2 separate regions of the Homo sapiens genome follow, and region 2 is linked to region 1. A link is a loop called in an ENCODE intact Hi-C map of the cell type or tissue named here. Cell type or tissue: heart right ventricle. All regions are shown on one strand. Links, peaks and the distances in the headings refer to the core of each region. The heading gives the core; the rest is flanking DNA. Region 1 overlaps GDAP2 (ganglioside induced differentiation associated protein 2). Region 2 overlaps MAN1A2 (mannosidase alpha class 1A member 2).

Evidence for each region. Hi-C counts contacts between places; a loop is a spot of excess contacts. Peaks named below come from ENCODE experiments on the same cell type or tissue, not always from the same donor. Only the 100,000 strongest peaks of a DNase experiment are listed, where the experiment ranks them.
Region 2: a loop joins it to region 1, with 4 times the contacts of the local background. A loop is called at or near these places in 4 of 110 quality-filtered maps.

The regions. Positions count from the first base shown.
Region 1 is chr1:117,865,541-117,881,559 of GRCh38, forward strand. GDAP2 (ganglioside induced differentiation associated protein 2) reads right to left here. Exons shown (of 14, transcript NM_017686.4): 13 at 12,469-12,612; 14 at 1-5,076. The coding sequence ends at 5,029. Among named protein-coding and RNA genes, the nearest start is that of GDAP2, 56 kb to the right of the region's middle. In heart right ventricle, for the core only: no CTCF peak of the experiment used is centred there; no DNase peak of the experiment used is centred there.
Region 2 is chr1:117,516,772-117,532,790 of GRCh38, forward strand. MAN1A2 (mannosidase alpha class 1A member 2) reads left to right here. Exons shown (of 13, transcript NM_006699.5): 13 at 6,054-12,101. The coding sequence ends at 6,186. Among named protein-coding and RNA genes, the nearest start is that of TENT5C-DT, 81 kb to the right of the region's middle. In heart right ventricle, for the core only: no CTCF peak of the experiment used is centred there; no DNase peak of the experiment used is centred there.

The sequences.
Region 1 (16,019 bases), core at 5,926-13,925:
CAAAGTCCTGTCTCAGTCTGTGATGACTGTGTGCTTACGTTAACGAAACACATTACAAAAAAAAAAGGTATGACTGTGTATATAAAATGTATTAGCTTTACTGTCCAACAAAAGTATCAGATCACATTCTGCAGTTGTGATTTTGTTAGTGTAATTCACCTACAGAATACCTATGCTTTTCTTCCTGAACTCAGTGGTCCTATACATTTAAGGCATACTGTACTTGAAAAGATTCAAAGATGCTGTTCTTAAAAGTGTAAAAAATAACTAATATACAAGAGAGTCACTAATATCTAAAATGATCTTGATACCATCTGTTTAAGGACTAGTTCAGTAAGACTCAAAGATTGAACTAGGTTATTTATTGCTCTATGTTCTCTACATATGGACCACAGAAGTCCGACTCAAAGAATGTAAAACAAGGCAGATTATGCATATATGTGTGTGTGCATGCATGTATATGTATATATGGTTAGGCCTACCAGGCAATCCTTATCATCTCTGGGTTTATGATATGACCTAGATTATAGGTATGTTATGAACTGAATGCTTATGTTCTCCTCCTCGTCTGCAAATTCATATGTTGAAGCCCTAACATACAAAGTGATGGCATTTGGAGGTGGGGCCTCTGGGTGGTAATCATGTCATGAGGGTGGAGCCCTCATGAATGAGATTAGTGCCCTTATAAGAAGAGACAGGAAAGTAACGATGTCTCTCTCTCTCTGCCAAGTGAGAATACAGCAAGAAGCCAGAAGAGGGCCCTCATCAGGAATTGCGCTGGATGGCACTTTGATCTTGGGGTTTCTCAGCCTCCAACTGTGAGAAATAAATGTGTTTTGTTACGCCACCCAGTTTACGGTATTCACCCAAAATGACTAAGGTAAGGTAAAGCCCTCCTTTCATTCTTCATGGTCTTTTTGCAAAACAAGAGTTAATTATATGCCAAGAAGCATTAGTGCCAGCACAGTTAAAACACTCTAGCGCACGTTAATTATGATGATTACAACTTAAGAAAACTATAATCAGAAACCTGGCCAGGCACAGTGGCTTATGCCTGTAATCTGGCACTTTGAGAAGCCAAGGTGGGCAGATCACCTGAGGTCAGGAATTCGAGAGCAGCCTGGCCAACATGGTGAAACCCCGTCTCTACTAAAAATACAAAAATTAGCCGGGCATGGTGGTGCATGTCTATAATCTCACTTACTGGGGAGGCTGAGACAGGAGAATCTCTTGAACCCAGGAGACAGAGATTACAGTGAGCCGAGATCGTGCCATTGCACTCCAGCCTGGGTGACCAAAAAAAAAAAAAAAGTACAGTAAGGCCCTTTAAAAAAAAAAAAGAAAAAGAAAAAGAAACCTAACTAACTCCAGTTTTCAAGGTGTTTTTATATTATCCTGCAGTTCTTTTGGTCCTTAATACAATCAATCCACTGCCACTAGAACCATGTAACTCTCCTCTATATAGTACTTCAAATTCTAATCATTTCTGTGCATATATTAAGCAATTTAAACTCTATATACATACATACTGTCAATGTATCGGGGAAATACAAAGAGTGATCTTTAGTTTATGCTGAATACTTAATTTTATCACTTCTCCATTAACTGTTATAAAGACAAGACTAAACCTACAGTTTGAATTCATTAAACAATATCCAAGCAAACAGAAAAGAAGAGGAAATAGGCAAGCCATGTTTTTCTACTAGAGTGACTATACTTATCCCTCTTTAAAAAGAAGTGATATTTTCAATTTCAGAAATTTGATTAAAAAACTACATCTATTTTTCCTACCAAAAATACTCAAAAAACCCTCTGCTAATTACTCTCAAAATACTGCAGATGTATTCCTTTGAAAAAGGAAATACAGGATGGGCACGGTGGCTCATACTGGTAAGCCCAACACTTTGGGAGGCCGAGGCAGGAAGATCACTTGAGGTCAGGAGTTTGAGACCAGTCTGGCCAACATGGTGAAACCCTGTCTCTACTGAAAAAAAAAAAAAAAAAAAAAAAAATTAGCCAGGCATGGTGGCAGGCACCTGTAGTCCCAGCTACTAGGGAGGCTGAGGCAGGAGAACCACTTAAACCTGGGAGGCCGAGGCTGCAGTGAGCCGAGATCACACCATTGCACTCCAGCTTGGGTGACAGAGTAAGACTGTCTCCAAAAAAAAAAGAAAAAGAAAAAGGAAATATAAAGCATCCGCCAATGAAACATAATATACATTAAAGGAGAAAACGTCTTTAAAATATGTACCATTTGCCCTCACGAGTCTAATAAAGGCTGAACCTTTTTTAAGAGGTAATTTTCACTATCAAGAAACTTGGATATAGATGAATTAAGAACCCAAATACACGTGGAAGCAAGAAGTGTACTTGTTTTAAAAATCATATTATGCCTTGCATGATTAATAAATTAATATTTTATAACTTGTGTCTTCAACAATTCAATTAGCATTTGGCATGACCAAAGTTTAATTAAATTAAAGACTTGGTGGTGCTTTGAATTAACATCAGATGCTGGTGGTCATCTCCATCCAGTATCCCCTTTATCCTCTAATATGTCCTTGAAAATGGCATGTATTATTCAGGCTAAACCTTTTCACAAAGGCAGATTGGTATACCAAATGTTGCTTAATCATTTCAATATCAAGGTCATTATATTTCTCCTCTAGGATTTGGTACTTTGAAGCAACTTCATTCTATAACACTTTAGACATCTATAAAAGCATGAACTTGGTCCCACATCAAATTTAGTTTCAGTGAGAAGAGTGGTCCTTATCTTTCTTTAGTCATCATTGAATTATAAAACACAGTTGATATGTATATAGTTCTGTATCACCTTTATACCCTAGGACATCAATTGTACTAAAATCTCAGCATATGTAGAATCCTGCTTGTGTTACTAAACATTAATATACTGGTATGAATATAGCAAAGGAACATCCTTTCAAAATCATTGCCTGTAAGAAATTGTATATATAAATTTGCTTCCTTTCAAATTGGCAAAGTAGCTTACGGCCTCTATTATCTCTACAGAAAATGGTTTGGGCCAGGTTCTTGAGGTAGCCAAGTTCCCCTTTAACAAAGAAAAGTTGGCAGACTTTCATAGCTGCTCCTTGTGAAGAAGATACCTCAAATATGATCTCACGATTGACTGTAGAAGATGAAGTTAAAGTTGCAGACTTTTAAGGTACAGTGCCCAAGGGGTTAAAAAAAAAGTACTGTTTGAGAGAAAGCTTAACATCCGACATCTGACTGGCTGCCTGGATGTGATGACCTAGGGGACATAAGAGAAAATCTTAACATAGATGTATATATAAGGATCAAGTAATTTTGAGGTCTGACACAAAGAAAATGTGTTCAATACATGCAAAAGATAAGAACCTTTATCTAAAAAATGTAAAGTCTCTTCTTGTTTATATGGGAAAATACAGGATGAATTTAATGCACTATAGGGGCATTTCCCTATCATAAATGAAGAGAATATGTTTCTTTGATCTCCAATGAAGAATTAGTTTGGGCAGAAAAGAATGGGACCCTTGGAAGCACTGATCTGGAGCACATGATAGAACAGAAAGGTTCTGCTTTTTTTTTTCTCTGAACTGCCAATGTACGTGATGGGGTGAGGAAGATGGGGCTGTGGGGAGGTGGCTGTAGGAATCAAAAAAAGTACAAAGCTACCCAGATGGGAATAATAATGGTTTGACCTTAATTCAAGAAGAAATGTTTAAAATGGCCAACAGATGCCTCTTATTGAAGTATAGCATCAGGGGATGAGCAGGCCAGAAGAGATTCTGGACAAAAGAGGAAGGAGGTCATCAGGGTTGGAATTTTACACTAACAGGTATTGCCACACAAAAAGAAAAATCACTCAAATGGTATCAAGGACAAGAGGAGTGCTGTGTAGCATTCCCTCATATATATTTATTCCCATTTAAAAACTAACTGAAGATACCCCACCACAACAAAGCCCTTTCTAAATGCTATCTTCATGATACCTCTGTGAGGTAGGCAGCATAATTCTAATTTTTACTCATAACCAAGCTAAGGCACAAATAGAGCCTGAGTGGTAAAAGTGGTCTTTTGCCAATTATCAGCTCCCTGGATTTGTTCACTGTGACACACTTCCTCCACACTGATGCAGGCAACTCAAGAGATGCTGCTATGAAATGTCCTTAGAGGTAGTAGACCTGATAGCTAAACAAAATCATTCATGACTCTGGAAGACAACACACTCTCTAAATGCTCACTGCTGGAGTCTTGGAAGATGCTCTTAAGAGTACTAATATGTGCGGTCCTTTTGAATAAGACCAAATCATCCATGATTATAGGAAAAAGGCTGAAGATACAGTCTTCTTGTTTCACCCCACACTGTTGAGATCGGAACTGTGGCAATCTTAACAAGTCATATAATCCAAGGAACCTTAGTCCTTAAACTTTAGTCTTAACTTGTACATTAACATTCTAAGTCCTATGTTTTGCTAATGATTTTGATGTTTTTTGTCAGATACATTTCCACATTCTTGGACTCAGGTAATTCTCTTTTAACACAGCCAAATTATCTTTATAAAATATACATGGTATTAACACCATGGATCTGAAGCAAACAATGCATCTGGTTAGCATACATTGGTTCTGTATATTTCGAGAATCACTTAAGTACACAAAGGAAGCGTGCAATGTTAGAGAGATGATGTGAACAGTCTTGGTGGTTTATCTAATGGAGAATTCGGTGTCCTTCAGGAAACTAAAGATACTCAAAAGTTGCTCCCCAATTTCTATTAACAATCTAAAAATGAACATTTCCATTTCATATAAATATACAAATTTAAAATGTGTGCAGTTCAGAATGGCCTACCATTTTTAGATTGCTTATGTGCCAGAAAATATACAGTCAATAAAAAAATACCAGAGAGGTGGGGACAAAAGGCTCTCTGGATCTGTACAGCAACAATGAATATCACTTCAACAGGTAGCTATTCGTGGAGGAAGTGGCATCCTGGGAACCAAGAAGCACTGAAAGATGGCAGGTCACAAATCTGGTGATGGGGGATATGATGTATAGTAAGGCCCGTTTTCCTGTGGAAAGAAAAAAGGAGAAGAACATTTAAGTAACAGAACCAATTTAACTGGAAATGTGAAAAAAAGGGATTTACAGTCATTGAGGTAGTGATATAAAATGTCTAGCACATGTCTGGCACTAAGCAGGCCCTCAGCCATTAGGTAGTTCAACTAGTATCACTCAGAGTATAAGACAGACAAAGGCAATAGGATCATAATATTTTTTAAGAATAATACCACTTATTGAATATTTTATGTGCCAGACAATTTATAGGCGCTTTTAAAGTCATCCCTTTAAATCTTCACATAATGCCATGAAGTAGGTAACATCCTCACTTTACAGAAGAGGAAACTGAGGATCACACAGATTGCATAATTTGCCTAAAGTTACCTAGTTGGTAACCAGCACAGCCTGAATTTAAATTCAAATCTATTTAAATCTAACATCCAGATTCTTTTTTGTTAGATTGTGTTGTCTTACTGTGTGCCAAATCTTAATTTAGAGTTAGGAAAACAAAAAAGTTATCACAGAGGAATTTAATAGCTATAACTATTTTGGCAGAAGTGAGTCTTCATGACATGCCTGAGTGGCAAGGCTTGTAACAATTACAGTTCTCAGGAAATTTAGTTCAAGATCAAGATGGAGAATTAAATGCCAAACCTTTAATGTCAATGTAAGGGTAACAAATTAGTGCAAGGGGGAATTTTTTGGCTCTGATTTTGGCTAATCTCAGTAAAAATCAAGACAGTTAAGTTTATGATAGAAGGATCCTGGATTAGATTTATGAGACTTAAGATTGCTTTCTCATTTTTAAGGAAAGTATTTCTTTGACAAAGAATTTGTTTTTCAGCAAATCACAAACAGATAATGCTTAGCACTAGTATAAGACAATAGTTTGAAATGAAGAATAAGTAGAAGAAAATAGCATTTCTTCATGGTACATTTACATTATAGCTACTACAGAGCATTAAACCTACCGGGTCTTGAACATAGCAGGCAGTGAAATTGTTTGAGACTAAATAAATCAGGTACTCTGCCATTCTTCAGCACAAATGCTTTGGAGCAAGAATTGATCTTGGGCCATAACCAGGAAAACAAGACATCTAGGAAAACTTACATTCCAATTATAAACCTAACCATGTATCAAACAAAATAAAAAAAATAGGTAGAAACAAATCCTAGGATAGGCTACATTTCTAAAAACTTGAAAAACCTTAATAAAACCTTTTTTTAAAATTGAAAAATTGGATCTAACTAAAGAGCTTCTGCACAGCAAACGAAATTATCATCAGAGTTGAACAGACAACCTACAGAATGGGAGAAAATTTTTGCAATCTATCTATCTCACAAAGGACTAATATCCAGAATCCACAAGGAACTTAAGCAAATTTACAAGAAAAAAACAATCCCATTAAAAAGCAGGCAAAGGATATGAACAGACACTTCTCAAAAAAAGACATATATATGGCCAACAAACATATTAAAAAAACAGCTCAACATCACTGATCATTAGAGAAATGCAAATCAAAACCACAATGAGATACCATCGTATGCCAGTCAGAATGGCGATTACTAAAAAGTCAAGAAACAACAAATGCTGGTGACGGTACGGAGAAATAGGAACACTTTCACACTGTTGGTGGGAATGTAAATTAGTTCAACCACTGTGGAAGACAGTGTGGTGATTCCTCAAAGATTTAGAACCACAAATACCATTTGACCCAGCAATCCCATTACTGGGTATATACTCAAAGGAATATAAACCATTCTATTATAAAGATACATGCACATGTATGTTTACTGCAGCACTATTCCCAATAGCAAAGACATGGAATCAACCCAAATGCCCATCAATGATAGACTAGATAAAGAAAATATGGTACATATATGCCATGGAATACTATGTAGCCATAAAAAGGAATGAGATCATGTCCTTTGCAGAGACACGGATGAAGCTGGAAGCCATTATTCTCAGCAAACTAATGCAGGAACAGAAACCCAAACACCGCATGTTCTCACTTACAAGTAGGAGCTGAACAATGAGAACACATGGACACAGGGAGGGGAACACTTACTGGGGCCTGTTGGGGGAGGGTGGGGGGAGAGCATTAGGGGAATAAGCTAATGCATGCTGGGCTTAATACCTAGGTGATGGGTCGATAGGTACAGCAAACCACCATGGCACATGTTTACCTGTGTAACAAACCTGCACATCCTACACATGTACCTCAGAACTTAAAAAACTAAATAAAATAATTTTATATAAAAAAGAAATACCTATAAAAATGTTTCACTGACCAAATCCTTTATCTTCAATATGCATGGAAGCTATACTTACAGAAACATGCCCTGAAGAGATGAATCTATTCTGAGTTTCATCTGAAAAGTTCACTATCTGTCTTTAGGAGTTCTCTATTCTATTACCAATTTTTTCTAAGTTTTTCACACCTACATTAAATTATGACAAACTAAGAAGAGCAAGTTCAATACTTAATGCCATGAAATAGAATTTCCATTATTAATTTCACACTGGGCAAGAGACTGCTGAGCAATCAAATATTTTTTCTATTTCTGGAAACAATCATAGAAATTTTAAGAATTGTTGCCAGGAAAAACTGTATATTCTCTGCTCTGTGTTTTTAAGAATGCCAATAACTCTCTTTCTGAAATGGTCTCAGTATCATTGTTACCTAGATAGGTTAAAAAATAGCTTCTGATTACCTTCAAAGGTCCCTTTTAATCCTATAAAATTGATGTTGCTATTCCAAGTCACATAAATCCCAGAAAAATAGAAGCCCACTGAAACTTGGGTTTCTTTTTTTTTTTAAACAGATACTAACCACTTCACTCCTTAACCAAATAAAGAACCTTCTATATGCAAGGCACAATTTGAACATGATAATGAAATTAACCAACTCTATACTCATTTCTTTTCTCTGATCATAGTTTTAATTCTTCCTAACAAAGGAAAATGTTTCCTTACAAGGTAACATGCAGCTACCTACTGGTATCTCCATTTCAATGACTGATGGGGCATCTCAAACCTACTGTGTCACAAACTGAACACAGTACCTGTCCTTTCCCCCTAATCTGTCAATCCTTTTCCTCCAAATTGCTTCTCTGTGGTGGTAGCAACATATCCACCAAGTCTCCCAAAGCAGAAACTTATTTTCTGCTTCATCCTTAGTGGCTACTCAGTCACCAAATGCTGTGAATTTTATTTCCTAAAATGTCTATTTCTAAATATCTCTAAAATCTTCAAATCCCTGCCATTATCACTACCACTGCCCTAACAATATAGTCTCGTTTCTCTGCCAGCCTTTACTAATAGACCTCATCTTTTCCCCCATGGACTTACCCTTCCCTCTCTAGTCATTCTCTGTGCTGTTTCTACAGTCATTGTCTAAACAGCAATGTAATGGCAATTCTCCCTTGCAGAACACTCTTCACTGACTACAAAGCCAAAGACCTGCAGCACTAATATGTAAAGTTACTGTATCCAGCGATGTGCTCTCTGCCTGACCCTTCCACATCATCTCCTGATATCTTCTGCTATAGTTTGAATATCTGACCTTCCAAACTTCATGTTGAAATTTGATCCCCATGCTGGAAGTAGGGCCTAGTCGGAGGTGTTTGGGTCATGGGGCAGATCCCTCATAAATGTCTTGGTGCTGTCCTTGTGGTAATAAGTTCTCACTCTATTTGTTCCTATGAAAGCTTGTTGTTAAAAAGGGCCTGGCATGCCCCTTCCTTCTCTCTCTTGCTTTCTCTTTTGCCATGTGATCTCTACACCCACCAGCTCCCCTTACCCTTCGACCATGAGTAGAAGCAGCCTGAGTCCCTCACCTGAAGTAGATGCTGGTGTGATGCTTCTTGTACAGCCTGCAGAAATGTGAGCCAAATAAACCTCTTTTCTTCATAAATTACCCAGCCTCAGGTATTCCTTTATGGCCACATAAAAATGGATGAAGGCAGAAAATTGGTACTGAGGGGTGGGGTGTTGCTATAAAGAGACCTGAAAATGTGGAAGCAGCTTTGGAACTGGGTAATGGGCAGAGGCTAGAAGAGTCTGCAAGGATCAGAAGACAACAGAAAGACTTAGGGAAAGTTTGAAACTTCTTAGAGATTGGTTAAGTGGTTGTGACCAAAATGCTGATAGAAATACAGACAGTAAAGGCCATGCTGATAAGGTCTCAGATGGAAGTGGGGAACTTAGGAATTAGAGCAAAGGTCATCCTTGTTACACCCTAGCAAAGAACTTAGCTGCACTGTGTCCATCCCCTAGGGTTTTATGGAAGGCCAAACAATACTGGTACCCTACGGTATCTGCTGGAGGAAATTTCTAAGCAGTAAAGCATTCAAGAAGTGGTGTGGCTGCTTTTAACAGCTTATAACCAGATATGAGAGCAAAGAAATGACAAAAAGTTGGAATTTATAATTAAAAAGGACACAGAACATAAAATTTTAGAAACTCAGCCTAGGCATGTGGTAGAGAAGGAAAGAACATTTTCAAGAGAGGAATCTAGGGGTGCTGTGGAGCAACCACTTGCTAGAGAGATTAGCAAGGATAAATCTTTGAGGTAGCTCCTCGCATCACAGACCCAGAGGACTAGGAAGACAGAATGGTTTGGGAGCGACAAGGCTTTAACACTTCAGGATGCTGCTCTCTGCATCCCAGCCCCTCTGGTTCCAGCGATGGCTCAAAGGGTCCCAGGTACTGCTCAGGCAACAGCTCTGGAGGGTGCAAGCTATAAGCTTTGGTGGCTTCCATGTGGTGTTAAGTCTGCAGGCATGCAGCATGCAAGAGTGGTGGAGGCTTGGCAGCTTGGAACTAGATTTCAGAGGATACATCAGAAAGCCTGGGTTCCCAGATAGAAGTCTGCTCCAGTGGTGGAGCACCTCCAGGCAGTCCTCACTGGGGCACTGCCTAGTGGAGCTGTGGGGTTGGGTTGCTCCCGTCCAGACCCAGAATTTCAGCCTGGAAAAACCTCTAGCATTCAGCTTCAACCTGTGAGAGCAAGCCATGTGGGTGGCAACCAGCAAAGCCATGGGGGTGGGGGTGCCCAAGGCCTTGGGAGCCCACCCCTTGTACCAGTGTGCCCAGTATGCAGAACATAAAGCCAAAGGAGATTATTTTGGAGATTTAAGATTTAGTGTCTGCCCTGATAGGTTTTGGACTTATAAGGGGCCAGTTACCCCTTTCTTTTGGCCTGTTCCTCTTATTCCTCCCTTTTGGAATGGGAATGTTTACCCAGTGCCTGTACAACCATTATATCTTGGAAGCAAATAATTTGATTTTGAGTTTACAGATTTACAGCTGTGAGGAACTTGCCTTGAGTCTCCAGATGAGACTTTGGATTTCTGAGTTGGTGCTGGAACAAGGTAAAACTTTTGGGGACTGCTGGGATGGAATGATTGTATTTTGCATGAGGGAAGAACATGAGGTTTGGGTGGCTAGGGGCAAAATGCTACATTTTGGATATTTGACCCTCTAAACCTCATGTTAAAACCTGATCCCCAGTGTTGGAGGTGGGGTCTAATGTGAGGTGTTTGAGTCATGGGGTGGGGCAGATCTCTCATAAATGGCTTGGTGCTGTCCTTGTGGTAATAAGTAAGTCCTTGCTCTATTAGTTCCTGTGAAAGCTGGTTGTTAAAAAGAGCCTGGCACCTCCCTTCCCTCTCTCTTGCTTCCCTTCCCACCATGAGATCCCTGCACATACTGGTTTCCCTTCCCCTTCTGCCGTGAGTGGAAGCAGCCTGAGTCCCTCACCAGAAGCAGATGCTGGTGCCCTGCTTCTCATACAGCCTGCAGAACCATGAACCAAATAAATCTATTCTTTATACTTAGCCTCAGGTATTCCCTTACAGCAACAAAGAAATGGACTAAGAAACCCTCTTTTGTTTCTTCCCCATTTTTATGCCTCTCTTTGATCTAACATCTCAATTTTAGAAAGCTCTAGCATAGGTACAAAGAGATGATCCAATGAGCCAAGTGTTAGATTATAAGTTAGTCTACTTAATTTTGATTAATTACATTATGCTTGTATTTATACAAAAATAAAACAGCCAAAATACACAACCAAACAAAACAAAAAACAAAACCAAGCTTGAGTGTGGTGGAGCTATACTTAATATTTAATGAAAGCCTGCTTTATAGGCCCTTAAGTATATAGAAAATGCTTTGGCTTAAAATACAGTCCTTTAGGTTTCCTAATCAAACACCCAACTTATATATTTCTATCCCAGAAAATAAATGATAAATCCAGATACTAGCTATGAATTGTCTTCAAAATTTTGAGTGTAAAAATGTTGCTTAGTGCCTTTCACATTTTCTGCTATCCATTTTTTTAAGCATTAAGATGAGTGATGTAGAGTTCAAAGGAAAAACACTAAGATCATTTTCTACTCCAGCAATCTGCAGTAAATACAAACTAATGTACTCTTTTCTCTTTCCTATATTCAACAATTTTTGTATCTATGATCCAGCTGCTCCAGTTACAAATCCTCTCTGTATAACAGCCAAATATGAAATTTTATTAGCCATTAGATCACATTATACACTTTACTCTGCACATAAGGGGAAAAAAATTATAGCTAAAGTTAGAGAAATGTTAGAGAGAAATTGTGTTGCAGAATTTTTATTTTGCTGTATAAACACTGCACAATAATTAGGGAAGAATAATTCATTTCAAACTTAATATAACTTTCAAATCTATCCCCTGGTTCATACAATATAAAGATAAGCAATCAGCAACAGTTAAACAATCAGCTTGATGAGCTTTTGGCCAAGTGTGTTACTTTTTTTTTTTCAAAAATTACTAAGGTGATATCATGAATAAACACAATAGAATAAATTGATGAAATTCACGAGTAGTCCTGTGACTAGTGCTTATGTAACAGATCCATAAACGCATCTATAAATAACAACAATAATATTATCAGATGATGCTCTTAAAAACATTATACAACCTTTTAGATAAATGAAACTTTTAGCAGGGTAAAGACTACTGAGATAGGCCACATGATTTGCAATTAATTCTAAAAGTGATCACCAATAAATTCTTCTGGCTCTGTGTAGATGGAAAGCCATTCAATCTTAAGAAAATTAGGCAGAGGTATCTGTTTTAAATATGGTAGAAAACTTACAATACAAACGAAAATTGGTTCTGAACTCACAGCAGAGAGATCTCCCACTGAAACGTTTATCTGGAGAAAATGCCTCTCTTGGGACAAATCCTTTTCCTAAAGTTATCATAGGGAAAGTATGTTAAATGATATTACCAAGTTTATTAAGACTCACTAATTTACATTAATATCTGGTAATGACAGGATGTTGTGCTCGTAAGTGCTGCTCTATAGAACAGTTAATATACCATACCAGGTGAGGGAGAACTTCTGGTACTTCTTACCCTGGCATCATATTCAAGGACAAAAGGAGGAAAGTCAATCTGTTCTGGTGATATGGCAGAAAACAGCTGGTGGAGGCTGTCCACATGGTGGATTTTGTCCTTCAGTCCTGAGACAGAAAAGGTGGTAAAAAACCATGTTGACACCTGATTAATAGAAGAGAAAAAATAATTTAAGCTAGTTGCCATAGTTAGAAACATAAACACAATTTGGAAAATTTATAGTAGATAAAAACTATATTTCAAAGTCTTAAAATAACTAGTGTTTTCAAAGCGCAATCTGAATTTTGCAATCATCAGTTTAGTTGATTATTAATAACATTAAAAAGAAGAAACGAGGATAACACTGACTAGAGACTATAAGAAGAATGAGTTTTGTTTCATGAAGCTTTTGTTTCCATTACATGTATATAAGTTCCCATGCGTGTAGTGTGTTAGTGCTGTACTACATGCTTCTTACTGTGGGTTGTAGTCAAAACCGCTGCATTATTTGGTAGAATAATTGGTGTTCCAGTCTTCTGAAAATGGTTAATATCTCCAAATCTCACACTGTGAATTTTTCAAATGAGACTGAAAAGAAAATTTGTGCCAATATTTGGGACTCATATATTTTCAGTTGATGCTTGGCATGAATTTCTTTCTCGAAGTCCATCAAAGTGAATCACTTGTAGATGTGGTGCCATCTTTGCTCATTTCACTTGACAACATGCAATCCCTCTCTAAAAGCTAGTCTGCAAAATTTGTTGGTTCCCAAAAAAAGGATAAAAAATTCTTGATACCAAACAATACTGACATAAACTAGGTAATGGCTTGAATTTAAAAATTACTGTTTATCTATCTAAATTGGCAATCACAAATTAGTCCATGTTTATCAACATACTATACAATAGTCCTATGAGGCAGGTATGATATTGTTGCTATCCCCATTTTACTTACAGAAGAAGGTAACGTATGCAGGAAATAGCAAACTTTTTTGAAAAGGACCATTATAGTAAATATTGCAGGCTTCTTATAATAACATTATCAGAAAATCGTTCACAAGGCATGCCTGAAGGTTCTTGGAGCAGTGCAATATTGGAGGCAGGACAACATGAAAATTAATTAGGAGGCTGCTGTGTCATTTCAAGTAAAAGCTGATAGTGGGATGAACTAATGTAGAGGCAGTGGGAATAAAGACACAGACATAAATTTGAGCAATTGTAAACACACAGAACTGATGCAATGTGCTAGGAGATGAGGTACAGAAAGTGCTCCAGAATGCCTCTCTGGTTTCTGGCTTAGGCACTTGGGTAGGCAGAAGTCCCATTTGCTAACACAGAAAACACAAATAGCAGTTCAGGAATAGGTGGAAGAGGAGTACATGAGGAGTTCTGTTTAAAAATGTTGAACTTCAGGGTCCTATAAGATGCCTAAGTAGAGATATCTAACCAGTAGTTCAATACCAAGGTCTAAAGCCTAAGAATGATAATGATGATGATGATGATGATGATAATGACAATGATGATGATAGTGTACATTTACTGAGCACTTATTATACGTCAGGTAATGTTTTAAGTATTTTACATGTATTAACTCATTTCATCTTTCAATAACCCTAAAAGATAGGTACTATTATTTCCATTTTATAGGGGATAAAATAAAAGCAAACAAATTATACTACTTGCCTGAGATGATAAATTGATAACTGGTAGAGCTGGGATTAGAACCCAGGTAATCTGAATCTTGAAACCATGGTTCTAAACATTAGGCTTTATTGCCTCCCCAGATATATGTTTGAAGATTGCATATATTTTGGAGGGTCACTGAAGAAATGGGAATAAAAAAGGTATAGAATTAAAGATGAGGGTGGAGAAACACGGGAACACTAACACTCAAAGGATGCAAGCAGGAAGCCAGGTGCAGTGGCTCATGCCAGTAATCCCAGCACTTTGGGAGGCCAAAATGGGAGGATTACTTGAGGCCAAAAGTTTGAGACCAGCCTTGGCAACAGGGCAAGACCCCATCTCTATAAAAATACAAAATAAAAAAAATTAGCCAGACATGATGGTGCACGTCTGCAGTCCTAGCTATTCTGGAGGCCAAGGTGGGAGGACCCCTTGAGGCCAGGAGTTCTAGGTCACAGAGAGCTATAATCACACCACTGCACTCCAGTGTGGGTGACAGACTGAGACCCTGTCTCTAAAAAGAGATGAGAAGAGAGAGAGAGAGGCTGACAAATGAGACTGAGAAGCAGCAGCTAGAAGTAGGAGAGAAACCAGGCAAGGTAAGTTTCAAAGAAGCCAAGACAAACTGTGTCAAGGAGAAGTGATCAACTGTGTTTAAGGCTGCAGGGAATGCAGGTAACAGAGAGAGAGAAAAGTGTCTATTAGATTTAGTGACCCAGAAATTATGGATGATTTTGGTGTGAAAAGCTTCAGCTGGCAAAGCAGGATAACCACACTGGAGTAATTTAAAAGGTACATGAGAAATGGAGATGGTGAGCATAGAACAAAGATTATACTAAACAATTTTGGTCGTAAAGTGGAGGAGAGAAAAATAGATCTTAGCATTTTTAAAAGTTGGTAGATAATTTGGATCCAGCAAAGCGGGAGAGGAGAAAGACACTAACTGTTGAAGAGAGCTTCTTTAAGGAAATGGAAATACACTCTGTAGTTTACAGTCTGGGATTAAAATGCCTAGATTCAAATCCAGCCTTTGCTACTAACTGTTGGTTATCTTGGTTCCTTAATCTCTCTAAGCATCAATTCCCTTACCTGTATGGTGGGACAACTACTGCCACCTATTTCACAGGTATACTGCAAAGCTTAAGCAAGATAATTCATGGGAGGAACTGGCAGATAGCAAGTGCTCAGAAAACTTAAGCTAATGTCATTACTATGGGATTCACAGCACAGGGAAAGGGACTGTCCTTCATTAAGAAGGACATTAATGAAATGTGTTCATTAAGATGGAACACATTTTTGTGACAGAGAAAAAGGAGGCAATGATAAGAACAGCTAGCAAGTAGGTTTGGAGTGGGAAGGTAAAGATAAAGAGCTCCTTACTGACGGTTTCTTTGAGTGAAGAAAGCAGTACAATGGATTATTTCAAGTTTAGGTTTTGATGGGCAGGTGTGATGAAAGGGTAACAGGTCATAGGTTAATTTAGGCATTGACAAGAGTGGATGAAGTGATGAAATGTCAGTTTTTAGCTTGATAGAGAAGAAAATAAGGGCAAGATGATATTTTCAGAAAGTAAAAAGACCAAGAGACTAGATATCTTGATGAAGTCAAGATGTAGGCTTAGGTAGTGGGAATATAATTGTGAGCAAGACTGCTATATTCTAGCCCTCATGGATCTTGCTGGCTCATGTATAAGGAAGAAAATTAAACATGCAATTAAAATAAAAACATAACAATGATATAAGACTACAGAATCTTAAGGGGTTACAATGCTAGAACAGCTACTAGCTGCAGGATTGGTCAGGGAAGGATTTCTACAGAAAGTACAGCTGAGACCTGAAGGTCAAACAGGAGGTAGCCATGGGCAGAGGAGGGAAGTGTATTCTGTAACAA
Region 2 (16,019 bases), core at 4,311-12,310, 350 kb before region 1:
TCCCTGAGGAGATGAAGCTGTGAGTGTGGGGAAACTAAGGTAGCTAGAATTCACAGGACAGTACCAGAGAGAAGAGAGCTGCAGAGAGAAATAACCAAGGGAATGCACTGGAGTGTTCAGCAGAGTGCTGATCATCACATGCATGTGAAGAACCTACCTGAGGTGAGGGAAAGAATCATCCTAGAGGATTAAAGGCAGCAGTTTCTGGCACTCACACAGGGCCACATAGGGTTGCAGGAACAGTGCCTGTTACCAGCAACCAGACTGTAAAAATTCATATTCAAGTGGCACTGGGTAGAGTGAGTACTCAGGAAGGTCCTGCCTCAATAGTGGGGAATAACCTGCTGCTTTGGACCTATGTAGCAAATAATGAAAGCAAGACCTGAAAGGATCAGACTGTTTCTAAGTGATCTAACTACATCCCTGAACAAAACTCAAGGTTTATATAAAGGAATATAAAAATAACTACCACCCAACAAAGTAAAATCTGTAATGTCTAGCATCTTAGTCAAAGATTACCATGCATGCCAAGAGGCAGTACAATGTGATCAATAATTATGAAAATAAAACCAACTTAGAACTGATAAAGATGTTAGAATTAGTAGACAATGACAGTTAAAATATTTATGATAACTATGTTCCCTCTATTCAAAAAGTTGAGACCTAGAAGATATAAAAACCCAAATCAAATTTCTCTAAACAAAAACTGTAATGTTTCAGTTGAAAAATATACCAGATGAGATTATTAGCATGTTAGACATTGCAGAAGTAAAAATTAGTGAACTTGAAGACTTAGCAATGAAACTATCCAAAATGAAACAAGAGCAAAAAATAAGAATCTTATAAAAATAGAAAGTTGTCAGTGATGAGCTATGAGACAACTTACAGTGGCTTAAAATACATGAACTTAGAATCTCCAAAGAAGAGAACACAAGAAGGTGGACCCCCAAAAAAACCCTTTTTTTGAAGAAATAATGGCAAAAAACTTTCCAAACTTGATGTAAACTATTTACCCACAGGTCCAAGAAGCTAAACAAACTCCAAGCACAAGAAACATGAATGAAGAAAACTTTACCAAGACACCTTATAATCAGATTGCTCAAAACCAGGGGTAAAGAAAAAAATCTTTAAAGCAACAGAGGAGAAAGAAAAATTAGGTAAACAGGAACAAATATAAAAATGGCAGCAAGAATCAACCATGGAATTTTAAACCATCTGATATAGGAAATGGAAAGACTTAAAGTAATTTTACAGAGGATCTTTATATCATGACAGTTCATGAATTTCATAAAAATAAAAATATTTGCCACTGAAGATTGATCCAAATTCTGAAAAAGCAAGAGTTTACTATAAAACAAAGACAAAAACCTATTATAAAGAAGCTCGTCTGATTACCCAGTGAAAATGCATAATTTAAAAGAACTCAAAAAGTACCAACATGAACTATCTAAGAATAAAAGAAAACTTGTTATTTAGCAGCGCATATACTTTGGCAATGAATACTGGAGAAAAGATAAAACTATTTTTACTTTTCACATTATTCTTGGAAAATCACTGTTCAAATCCCTTTTATAAGTACATATTTACTAATAAAAACATGGTAACAGAAAGGGATGTAGTATATTTTAAATGGTGTATGTTTTCTTTTATGATGAAATGTTATGGATGGCCCACATCTTTTATGAGGTGAAACCATTTTGTAAAAATATTAGCGAAAGAAAGTGAAATTGATTTAAAAAAACAGTAAAGAAGAAAAAGTTTTTAAAAAGAATGATAGTTGCTTTAAACTTTAAAACAACAGCAATTAAAAGAGACAGAGGGACATTATATAATGATAAAAGGTCTTGTCCAACAGGAAAATATCACAGTCCTAAACATATATGCACCTAACACTGGAGCTCCCAAATTTATAAAACAATTACTGATAGACCTAAGAAATCAGATAGACAGCAACACAACAATAATGGAGGACTTCAGTACTCCACTGACAGCACTAGACAGGTCAACAAGACAGAAAGTCAACAAAGAAACAATGGATTTAAACTATACCCTGGAACAAATGGACTTAACAGATATATGCAGAACATTCCATCCAATAACCGCAGAATACACATTCTATTCAAGAGTGCATGGAACTTTCTCCAAGATAGACCATATGATAAGCCATAAAACAAGCCTTAATAAATTTAAGAATATTGAAATTCTGTCAAGCCCTCTCTCAGACCACAGTGGAATAAAACTGGAAAGCAACTCCAAAAGGAGCCTTCAAAACCATGCAAATACATAGAAATTAAATAACCTGTTCCTGAATGAGCATTGAGTCAAAAACGAAATCAAGATGAAAATTTAAAAATTCTTTGAATTGAACAGCAGTAGTGACACAACCTATCAAAACCTCTGGGATACAGCAAAGGCAGTGCTAAGAGGAAAGTTCACAGCCCTAAATGCCTACGTCAGAAAGACCGAAAGAGCACTAACTGACATTCTAAGATCACACCTCAAAGAACTAGAGAAACAAGAACAAACCATACTCAAACCTAGCAGAAGAAAGGAAATAACCAAGATCAGAGCAGAACTAAATGAAATTGAAACAAAAAAAATACAAAAGATGAATGAAACAAAAAGCTGGTTCTTTGAAAAGATAAAATTGATAGACCATTAGCAAGATTAACCAAGAAAAGAAAGAAAATTCAATTAACCTCATTAAGAAACAAAACAGGAGATATTACAGCTGACACCACTGAAATACAAAAGATCATTCAAGGCTACTGTGAACACCTTTACACACATAAACTAGAAAACCTAGAAGAGATGGATAAATTCATGGAAAAATACAGCCCTCCTAGCTTAAATCAGGGAGAAATAGATACCCTGAACAGACCAATAGAGAAGCAGCGAAATTGAAATGGTAATTTAACAATTACCAACAAAAAAAAGCCCAGGAACAGACGGATTCACAGCAGAATTCTATCAGACATTCTAAGAAGAATTGGTACCAATCCTTTTGACACTATTCCGCAAGACAGAGAAAGAAGTAACCCTCCCTAATTCATTCTATGAAGCCAGCATCGCCCTAATACCAAAACCAGGAAAGGACATACCCAAAAAAGAAAACTACAGACTGATATTCTTGATGAACCAGATGCCAAAATCCTTTACAAAATACTAGCTAACCGAATCCAACAACATATCAAAAAGATAATCCATCATAATCAAGTGGGTTTCATACAAGGGATGCAGGGATGGTTTAACATATGCAAGTCAATAAATGTGATATCCCACATAAACAGAACTAAAAATCACATGATCATCTCAATAGATTCAGAAAAAGCATTTGGCAAAATCCAGCATCCGTTTTATGATTAAAACTCTCAGCAAAATCGGCATACAAGGGACATACCTCAATGTAATAAAACCAACTGTGACAAACCCACAGCAAACATAATAGTGAATGGGGAACAGTTGAAAGCATTCCCTCTGAGAACTGGAACAAGACAAGGATGCCCACTCTCACCACTCCTCTTCAACTAGCACTGGAAGTCCTAGCCAGAGCAATCAGGCAAAAGAAAGAAAGGGCATCCAAATTAGTAAAGAGGAAGTCAAACTGTCAGTGTTTGCTGATGATATGATCATTTACCTTGAAAACCCTCAAGACTCCTCTAGAGAGCTCCTAGAACTGATAAAATAATTCAGCAAAGTTTCCAGATACAAAATTAATGTACACAAATCAATAGCTCTTCTATACAACAACAGCAACCAAGTGGAGAATCAAATCAAGAACTCAGCCGCTTTTACAATAACTGCAAAAAATAAAAATAAAACACTTAGGAATATACCTAACCAAGGAGGCAAAAGACCTTTACAAGGAAGACTACAAAACATGCTGAGAGAAGTCATAGATGACACAAACAGATGGAAACATCCCATGCTCATGAATGGGTAGAATGAATATTGTGAAAATGACCATACTGCCAAAAGCAATCTACAAATTCAATGCATTTCCTGTCAAAATACCACCATCATTCTTCACCGAACTAGAAAAAACATCCTAAAATTCATATGGAACAAAAAAAGAGCCTACATAGCCAAGGCAAGACTAAGCAAAAAGAACAAATCTGGAGGCATCACACTTCCTGATTTCAGACTATACCTCAGGCCATAGTCACCAAAACAGCATGATACTTGTATAAAAATAGGCACACAGACCAATGGAACAGAACAGAGAACCCAGAAATAAAGCCAAATAGTTACAGCCAACTGATCTTCGACAAAGCAAACAAACAAAGTGGGGTAAAGACACCCTTTTCAACAAACGGTGCTGTGATAATTGGCTAGCCACATGTAGAAGAATGAAACTGGATCCTCATCTTTCATCTTACACGAAAATCAACATAAGATGGATTAAGGACTTTCAGACCTGAAACTATAAAAATTCTAGAAGATAACATTGGAAAAACCCTTCTAGACATTGGCTTAGGCAAGGATTTCATGACCAAGAACCCAAAAGCAAATGCAACAAAAACAAAGATAAATAGCTGGGACTTAATTAAACCAAAGAGCTTTTGCATGGCAAAAGGAAGAGTCAGCAGAGTGAACAGACAACCCACAGAGTGGGAGAAGAAGATGTAAAAGTGGTCCACAAACATGAGAAAATGCTCAACATCACTAATGATCAGGGAAATGTAAATCAAAACCACATTGCGACACCACCTTACACCTGCAAGAATGGCCATAATCAAAAAATCAAAAAACACTATATGTGGGCGTGGATGCAGTGATCAGGGAACACTTCTGCACTGCTAGTGGGAACGTAAACTTACACAACCACTATGGAAAACAGTGTGGAGATTCCTTAAATCACTAAAAGTAGAACTACCATTTGATCCAGCAATCCCACTAGTGGGTATCTACCCACAGGAAAATAAGTCATTATACAAAAACGATTCGTGCACATGCATGTTTATAGCAGCACAGTTCACCATTGCAACCCAAATGCGTGGAACCAACCCAAATGCCCATTAATCAATGAGTGGATAAAGAAACTGTGGTATATTTATACGATGGACTACTACTCAGCTATAAAAAGGAACCAATTAACAGCATTTGCAGTGACCTGGATGAGATTGGAAACTATTATTCTAGGTGAAGTAAATCAGGAATGGAAAAACCAAGCATCGTATGTTCTCACTGATATGTGGGAGCTAAGCTATGAGGACACAAAGGTGTGAGAATGATACAGTGGACTTTGGGGAGTTTGGGGGAAGAGTGGGAGGGTGGCGAGGGATAAAACACTACAAATATGAGGCAGTATGTACTGCTTAGGTTATGGGTGCACCAAAATCTCTCAAATCACTGCTAAAGAACTTACTCATGTAACCAAATACCACCTGTACCCCAGTAACTTATGGAAAAAAATGAATGACAGCAGAGTCCTCATCAGAACCAATATTCCTCCTGAACATAGATAGAACTAAACAAGATTTTGACAAATCAACTCTAACAACAAATTACATAGATAATATGTTATGACTAAATGGGTTTATCCCAGGTGTGGAGGGTTGATTTAATGTTTGAAAATCAATGAACTAAAATAGACCACCTCAGTAGACAGAAAAATTATTTGGCAAAATCCAACACCCATTTCTGATAAAAACTCTCAGCAAACTGGGAATAGAAGGAAACTTCTTACCCTGATAAGGGCATATATGAAAAACCTACAGCTAACATCATATTGAAAAACTGAATGTGTTGCTCTTAAGATTAGGAACAAGACAAAGGTGTCTGCTCTCTTCACCACACCTGGCCGGATTTTTTTTTAAACTGTTTTATTTCAGTAGGTCTAGTTGTTCATCTTACTGGATTTCTTATACACTATTCTGAAACCTCTTGTCTTTGTGTTTAGATCATTTGGGTGTCTGAGGTTTATTTCTTTGATGTTTTTCATCAAAGCTGCTCAAAATACGTTATTGGTTTTCTGTGCCATTAAAAGTGAGCTCACTTCATGTTCTTGTTGAATTCTAACTGAAGCTCATTTCTCCCCTTTTTATTTTCAGATATTTGTATCTGCTGTTCTCCGGTGATGACCTTTTACCTTTAGACCACTGGGTGTTTAATACAGAGGCTCACCCTCTGCCTGTGTTACATTTAGCCAACACCACACTTTCAGGTAATCCTGCTGTTCGATGAAAGCAGTTCCAGAAGGACCATTCTCACCTGTGTTTTGTTTACATGGACCACTACAGAAATTAGTTTGAAGGGGCGGCTTTTGAAAACCTGGACCTCTATGTCAACATGACAGGGTGAAACTATTCCCCCTAAGACTGTTCAACTTGTAGATACATCAACTTTGAAATTATTCCATTTTATACCTGACCAAAACATGTTCTGATATGTGTAGGACAGAGACCTGGATGTGCTTTGATCGTTAATGAGGTGGTCACATGAGAAATGATACCTGTTACTACTGTATTGTTTTTAGAGTCCTGAAGTCTGGAGGCTAGACTTCCTGAAAGCAAGTCAAGAATATAGAGCACCTTGCAGGAGTTCAAGATGGCCTTTGGAACCAATTATGTATTTGTTTCCTCCTACAGTGGAGCAGCATTCAAATCAAATATTTACATATTGCTTATCACTTTTTCTCCATTTTAATAATGGAATGAACTAAAATAAACAAGAACAAAAGAATAGTATAATTATATCAGTAACAAGAAGACTCAAAAAAGAAACAGGAGTACCTATCCCTATCTGAATTTTCAAGTTCCCCATTGGATGACCAGACTGGCAACCATTTCAAATCCCAGTCTATTTCATTGAAATTTCTTGGTTAAGTTTAATTTTCTCTGGGGGCATGATCTCACAAAGAATACTCAAGTCTTTTTCTTCTTATGGAATCATCGAAACTGCTATTTATCATAATCACCACTTATGAGCCTGGGTTTGGGATTTTGTGCATGTAGTTCAGTCTAGTGTTGGTAGCATGACAGAAAGTGGGGAAAATGCCGCAGTTTGTTGCCTTGAAACCTAAGAGCAATCCTTGGTTTTGTTGCTACATTATTTTTCCAGACCAACACATCTACCAAGTAAATTTTATTCACTTTAATTTCATAATAAAGTTAGTAGAGTCACTCAACTTACAACTTTATTTATGTGGCTTGGCAAAAATCACTATAAGGCAGCTCTAAATTTGCCTTGATAAGCTAAATAAATTACTTTTATAACTTACTAAAGCAGAACAAACAGTGAAACTTTCTAAAATATTCTATCTGGAATAGGGACAGGGGATCTTTTATTTATAATCTCATCAGATGAGTGAGTTGTTCACAGATATTTTATGTTTTTTTAATTTTCTCCAAGAATATTTATAGAATTCCAAAGAATCAGAATAGTTTCAAAATAATTTTCAGTGATAAAAGAGTGTTGTAATTAATCATATTACACTAAAATTGGGATACATCTAAGGAACTTTATCTTACTATCAGTAGGTTTTGCATTGATATTTCTTTTTAAATAAACTACTAGTTCTTTATATTTTGACAAAAAGAACTTAAATTTTATCAGGAACTGTAAGATAAATATCTAGTGCTTATAAATTTTCTGTCCTTAAATTTATGTGACAGTGCAAGATACTTTTGCTCTTTTCATTTAATATAGGCATCTTCCATTGACATTAATAAAACTTAGAAACAGTATAATTAGTATAACATTTACTCTGAATTTGAAGATTTCCTGAAACAAAGTTTGTACAAGAAGCCCACCTTGGAATTCTGAAGGCTTATTTTCTTGTTTGATAAGCTTTTCTTTTAAACTTAGGTTTTAAGTTGGGGAAAGACTTAATTAACTAATATAGTATTTTCTAAGGTTGATCATCTTATACCACGAATCGTTAATTTTGACAGTTCTACTGATCCGTAAATGATAACCACTGCAAATTTTTTCAGTATAAAATTTTTCACTGCAAAAAAATTTCAGTAGAAAATAAGGATGCAGGGCCAGTTACAATAGTCCTTAAGAGAGTTAAATTATAGCACATGTTTTGACATTGTAATATCTTTTACTACTTGAACATTTAAATTTCTAAATGAGAAAGGTATATATATTACTGTAACTGTAGAAGGGAAAAGGGAAAGTATTTGGTTCTAAAAAATGTTAGCCTTCCTCGTAAAAGTAGCACAAGCCCACTTATGAATCACTGAGAAAAAGTGAAAAACTTGAGTTGGCAAAGATGCAGAGCAGCAGTGCAGATGGCAATGAACTCTCTGAATTCTCTTTTACCTTATTTAGAAGAATGCAGAGTAAAGGGACCTTCTTGGTTCTGCAGGAACTTCTCAAGGGATGAGGAGACAGAACCCCTACTTCCAAGTGCTCTATTTGTATTACCCAGATGACTGAAGCTTAAGAGAAGGCAGGGAAGTATACAAGCAGAGCCAGTTCTGGTACAAACAAAGAATTTGACAGGGACAATGGAAGGGTCTTCTTCACCACTCCTTACCTTCTATGTGATGGAAAGACTAGAGCTTATAAAAGTACTTCCATTTTTTTATTCTCCTGAATACCAAAGGCAATTAAAGTCAGCTACAAATGACTTGCCAGTGTCATGTTTTATTTTTGTTATAGATTTTTAAATTATTTCCTTCAAGATCAATTCTTATCCCATATAATGCTTAGCTTCCAAGAATATTCTTTACTTTCTTCTGTCTTTTACAGCTCTTTGCATTTTGTAGACCTTAATACTCAGGTTAAATATTCATTGCATTTATAAGATCTTCTGCAAAAAGCCCAGAAATGGTCCTTTTCAGGTGCCTCTTCAAAGAGCTGACACCTTACCTTGTGCCTTTGGCACAAATGTGCAGAATAGATACATCAGTTGGTGCATAATCGAAAAAAATAGGAATTTTGAACACTGTTCTTCCTTCTACATTTATTTCTCTTCATTTTAGAATCACACTTTTTATGTTAAACCAGATTATTATTATTATTATTATTCAACCAGTATTAAGTTGTTAAAACCAAGGGAATGGGGCCCTAACCAAAAAGAAGTCTCAACTCAGAAAAATAAGTCCCCAGTCAGGTGGTTCTTACTTTCTTGTGGGTTGCACATTTTGTATCTCTCTAACATCAGCGTATTCCTGACTTTAAGCAGGTGTTTATATGTAAAATAAAACCTGGGTATCGAAGGGAAATGCATTCTTTTTATGGAGTATTGACCCTGATCCTCTATGATGTCATATAGAGCAACTCAGGGCTATACTTGCTAGATTTTAACCAAGCAGTTTGAAATATTAATCATCATCCTCTCATCTTCTCCACTCTCCATTGCCAAAGTCTTTGTCAAAACTCCAAATTTGTTGATAAAAGATTGTGTTTGCCATTCTCATTTATAATGCAGTTTCTCCTTAAGCCTGGAGTTTTTTGAATGAGTGCATGAGTAAATGAGAGAATGTGTGAACGAACATTTATGAAGTATCTAACATGTGCCAAGCATTGTGCCTGGCACTTTCAATCATTAGAATGTTTTATGTGATTCCACAGCATTTTCTGTATGAGAGTAGCTCACAACATTTTAAATGTTTCCAATATGAATCGTGTTACAAAATTCTTAATTTTATATTTCATATAAATTAAAGAGGAAAAAGAAAAGGTTTATAATATATTTTAAAACAATGTGTTACTGTATAATACAACTATAATTGTAGTTAATAACTAAAACCTCTTGAAAATGTCAAAGAAATACTTGATTTCTGATGCAACTTTGACTAAAATATTTACTTTAGAAATAAAAACGTTCTTATTTTGCTATATCACTTTAATTGCATAATTAAAAAGCAGTGTTTTATAGAAATGCTGGTTATTTTATATTCAAAAAGATTTTGTCACATAATTCATGGGTAAAACTTGCAGTTGTAAATTGTGTCTGCTCTGGTATGGGCCCTATTAATAGTCCCATGCTGTTAAATATAAAGAAAAATATACTAAAATATTCAAAGTTCCAAATAACAGTTCCTAGTAATAGTATTTTGAGTTATTTTTCTTTAGGTTTCCTTATACTCAAATTGGCTAGGTCCTATCTTTTCCTCTCTCTCTCTCTCTCTCTCTCTCTCTCTCTCTCTCTCTATATATATATATATATATATATATATATGAGAGATATATGAGATATATGAGAGATCAAGATCTATATATGTATATAAATACAATTATACACAGATAATTTTTAATACTCTTTGTTAACAAACACAGTTGAAAACTGGTTTCGGCTGCACAAATAAGCAGAATATTTGAGTAACTATATATGATATGGAGATATTTTAATCCATTTATCCTGGCTCAAGAACACTGATAAAGATGATTTTCTGTTACTTTAGCTCATTCAGATCAGGATGGACATGCTCTTTTTGATCTATAACTGTTCAGCCAGCTTCCAGATAATATTTTAGGCTATGAGAGCTATACAGTCTCTCTTATTACTCATTTCTGCTGTTGAAGTATCGAAAACAGATAGAGATACTATGTAAAGAATGGGCGTAGCTATGTTCCAGGAAAACTTTATTTACAAAAGCAGATGGAGGGCTGGATTTGGTCCATGGGTCATAGTTAGTGACCCTGATCCCAAGTTTATTTTGTGTTAGACCCTCTAACCTTTGATCTGCGTCTTTTCTGTTTTGATTTACATAATTCATTTTTAAATCAAAAAGATGTGCGTATATATGGTTGTGTGTATCTGTATAACCTAAAGCTATAATATTTTGTTGTCTTGAAAGCAGATACACTCTTCCTGGAGTCTGTTCAGGTTTCAGGACGATTGACTATAATGAAAGAGACAGAATAGGGTAAGGGAAGATGGGTATGCTATCAGCCATTTTCTTTGCCTTGTCATTTAATGCCATAATTTCAGATTCTCTATGTAAAAAGAAGGTCTGTGTATTGTCAAAATAATATACTCTCCAAGTTCTCCTGCTCATTGACCCTTGAACCAGGATTCTGGATTGCTAGAGCTGCAGAAATTCACCCACTTGGGTACTCTTAGAGCTCTACAGCAAGAATATGATAGAATGTCTGATCTTTGTGCTGCAGAAAGCAAACTTTTGAAGAATTCTAAGCAACAGAAAATGGGTTATGTGACTCATCTGCTATTTGGCAGCCACTATTCCTTTTTTAGACTGCAGAACGGTACTGCCCCTGTTACCTCTAGAATAGCCTGAGTCTGAGGAGTGCAGAGAAAAGATATATCCAAAAGGAGAATCCCTTTCTCTTGCATAACTCTCAATCCTTTACAAGTAAGTAGCATTATTTCAGAATGTCTATATGCATCATTTTCAACTAAAGCATACCTCATCCTTAAACTTCCACTATTTAACAGCTAATCCATTTCAAACTTGGTTTGAGCCTAGCAATTGCAGAACTCATAAAATTGCTTGTGAAATTACACACCATATTACTAGCATATACATTGCAGTGCTCCAATCATGCTAACAGATAATAGATTTTTCTTTAAGAATTTTATCAAATATTTCACTATTTGGGGAAATTTTAGAGGAGGGGAAGCCTGTATTCAGGATGATAGAGGGAGCAGAGACTTACTGTCTCTCTTCCACATTATAAATGAACTGCCTTTCCAGGTCCAACATGCTGTCAGGTTGCTTCAGCTCGGTGTGAATGTAAGTGTGGGGATCAAACACACACACCTATACACATACATATTAATATGCAGAGGATTTTAAATAATTGCAAATGTCTTGTGGCTGTTTTATTTCTACAAAATTCTGTAAGATGTATACCAGAAAACATAATAAAGATAAGCTCAGTTCTTCATTGGGAAAAAATATTTTTAAAGAAAATTTAGAAGTTTTTGCTGAATTAAAGTATCTTCAATTTTAATTACTGGATTTGGAAGTTGAAATGCCATCCTTCAATATCACTGGTCTCAAATTCATTGATAGAATTTTTTCTTAAACTAATAAGTGGGGTAAGTATAATCTCCTAAATTGGTACCCACTGGCTGCTCCTAAACTGGTTTCCAGTCATGTCCTCCAGTATGTGATTTTTATAAATTAAAGGTAATATTGTATATTAAAGTTCAAATAAAGATGTTCTTTAAGTGAAAATTCTTTGTTTAGCCTTCATTTTTACCCGCTGATGACAGTTCAGTTTCTTCCTATGTACAGAAGAGCAACGTTGGCTTTTACAGTAACTGGTGGTCTTCAGTCTCTCATTCAGAGAGTATTTCTTTTGGATCAGCTAATCTTTACATTCTTGATGTTATAGAAAGATGAAGAGCTTGCTTAGAGAGTCGTATTTTATTCCAACTGATTTTGAGAAAACAAACCATAGACTTATGTGACAACCTTATAGTATTACTGTGATGTTATCTCTAAGACCTAGTCCAGTTCAGCCTCTGAGATCATTAAGCTTAAAGACTGCCTCAGTCACTGGACCTCATTCTGTCACACTAAAATCTGACCTGACCCTTCTTAAGTGATTTTTGGGCAAATATAGGCCCAAAAGCCTTCAGCAATAGTATCAGCTGGACTATAGATAGTGGTTTAGTCTGTCAATACTGTAAAAGTAAAGGATATTTAAAACCCCTTACCCGGGGAGCATCAAATAAGGTAGTGGTAAAAACCTTCTGAAATAACAGCTAGTTTACATCCTTGATTTCTTAATTCTTCCTGGCACAGTGGATTTCAACTTGATCAAAATTTTAGACTTAAGAAATTACATTGTGGATGTATCAAAATTAATTGCAGACATATTTTCTGGAACAACTAAAACAGGACCAGAAAAAATTAAAAAAATAAGGAGCTCTAAGTGACTATAATTTGATAAAATCTGGGCTTCTCTTTGTTTGCCAGATAACTGAAATATCCATCTTTATTTCATTGGATTGCAAAGGAACTGTCATTATGCAAATAATGCTCAGAATGGTTCAGATAGTGAGTGAGCCTGCACCCTTACTTCTTGGTTGACCTAACAAGTTTCTTTTATTTTTATTGTAAAATATATCTAACATAAAATTTGCTATTTTAACCATTTAAATGTACAATCTGATGTCATTAATAATTACATCAGCAATGTTGTGCAACATATTGCCACTACCTATTTCTAGATTTTTCACCATTCCAAACAGAAACTCTGTAACCATTAAGCAATAACTCCCCAGTGCTCCCTTTCCTCCCCCAACTTCTGGTGTATTAGTCGGTTCTCACACTGCTAATAAAGACATACTCGAGAATGGGTAATTTATAAAGAAAAAGAAGTTTAATGGACTCACAGTTCCACATGGATGGGAAGGCCTCACATGGTAGAAGGCGAAGGAGCAAAGGCATGTCTTACATGGCAGCAGGCAAGAGAGCTTGTGTAGGGGAACTGCCCTTTATAAAACCATCAGATTTCATGAGACTTATTCACTATCACAAGAACAGCAGGGGAAAAAGCCCACCCCCATGATTCAATTACCTCCCACCAAGTCCCTCCCACAGCATGTGGGGATTATGGGAGCTACAGTTCAAGATGAGATTCAGGTGGGGACACAGCAAACCATATTACCTGGTAACCTTGAATCTACTTTCTAAGACAAATTTCTTAACCCTACTAAATCTCAATTTTCTTGCCTCTAAAAGAAGGATAATACAGGATTTCTAGGATAATTAAATGAGAAAAATCCAGGCACCTAGCCCAAATTTAGCTTAAAGCTTTAGTTGTTTTTACGTATTTTTGTTAGCAGATTGCAGTAATCATTTCTAAAGGAACAGAAAAAAAATAATAAGGGCAATTAAAACAGGGCAGTGAAGAGCCAATGAAACATCTAATTATACCTTCTCATTTTAGGCACAAGGAAAGTGAAACCCAAAAGGGAGGGTAAAATGAAGGCAAGTCTTCCAGTGTTATCCTTCATGGTTCTATGAAATAAGACGTGTATTTTTGTTGTGGTTATAAAAAAAAGTTTAATATGCAAATACATCAATAATGCATGTGAACCAAGCACTTTAAAAACTATAGCAGAAGTCACTTTTTGTTGGATACACAGCAAAAATATATACAAAAAGTTAATAGCAGTTATCTTTATATCATAAGGACATAACAATTTCTTGCAATTTCCTTAACTTTTAAAAGAAACTTTTACTGAGGTATGATTTACATAAAATATTCCCACTCTTAAGTGTATGATTTAATGATTTTTTAGTAAGTTTATAAAACTGTACAACCATCCCACAATACACAAAGATCCCATGTATTGATTTGCAGTCAATCTCCATTTCCATCCCAGCCACTGGTAACCACTGGTCTACTTTCTGTCTCTGTAGATCTGCCTTTTAACTGGACATTTTATATTATGAAATCATACAGTATGTGGTCTTTTGCATCTGGCTTCTTTAACCTAGCATAATGTTTTGCATTTAAGGTTTGTCAATGCTATAGCAACTGTCAAGAGTTATTCCTTTTTACTGCTAAATGAATTTCATTGTATGGATATACCATATTTATCCATTCACTAATTGATAGACATTTGAATTGTTTCCAGTTTTTGGTTATTATGAATGATGCTGTTAAGAATATTTGCATACAAGTCTTTGGGTGGATATATGTCTTCATTTCTCAAGTATATACCTAAGAGTGGAATTTCTGAGTCATATGGTAAAGTTATGTATAACTTCTCAAGAAATTACCACACTGTCTTCCATAGTACTGCTTTTACATTCTCACTAGCAATGTATGATGGCAAGGGTACCAGTTTCTCCACATCTCCACTAATACTTGTTATTGTCTTTTTATTATCTGTCTTTTTTATTATAGCCATTTTAATGGGTGTGAAGTTGTATCTCATTGTGGCTTTAATTTATGTTGCTCAAATGACTAATGGTGTTGACTGTCTGTGATAGTAGCTGTTCATGCCTTTGGTAAAATGTTTATTCCAATATTTTGCCCATTTTAAAAATTGAATTGTCTTATTGAGTTGTAAGAGTTCTTTATATATTCTATATCTATTTTCTCTAAGATTGTGGTTTGTCTTTTCAATTTTTTATTCATGTTTTTGACATGCAAAAAATTTTAATTTTAATGAAGCGCAGTTTATCAATGTTGTCTTCTATGGATTGTGCTTTCTTTCCTAATCCAAAGTCACTAAGAGTTTAGACCTAATTTTTTTTCTAAAAGTTTTATAGTTTTAGCTTTTACATTTAGGTCTATGATTCATTTTGAGTTAATTCCTCATGTATATGAAGGGTCTAACAATGTTTTGTGCATGAATACCCAGTTATCTCAGTATTTATTGAAAAGACTATCCCTTTCCTATAAATTGCTTTGGCACCTTTGTGAAATATCAACTGACATTAATTTCTGGACTCTTAATTTTATCCCATTGATATATGTCTTTTCTTATCCCAGTATCACACTATGTGATAACTAGCATTAGAGCAGTAGTTCTCAGCCAGGGGGTGACTTTGCCCTTCCTCCCTTCAGGGACATTTGGCAATGTCTGGAAACATTTTTGATTGTCATGACTGGGGGTAGGGGGTGATTCTGGCATCTAGTGGGGTAGAATTCAGGTACTTCTTTTTCCTGAAAGTAGGCCACTGTTTCCTGTTTCTTTGCATATCTTGTAATTTTTTGTTGAAAACTGGACATTTTAGATAACATTATTGTAGAACTCTGGGTTCTGATCTCATCTCTGTGACCCAGGGAGGTGGTAGTTGTTGCAACTGCTGTTCTCTTTGTTTAGTGATTGGTGTAGACTAATTCTTTGGAGGCTCTTTTCCCCATGTTGCACAGTCATTGATGTCTTTGCTTAGTTTTGTATTTCTAAAATCTTGTTTATATTTTTTAAGCCTGGCTTCCTAGGAGTCAGCCCTCTGTCAGTATAGTTTAGTGGTCAACAAGTGATTTGTCAGAGGTTGTACCCAAATACCTTTGACTAGGAAGGGCTTCTGCGTGTTGTCAGTGGATCCGTGTGTAAGCTGGAGAACACATTCAAAGTTTATGCAGTTTACAAGTCTTCCCAGCTTTTACTTCACCCAAGGCCTTAT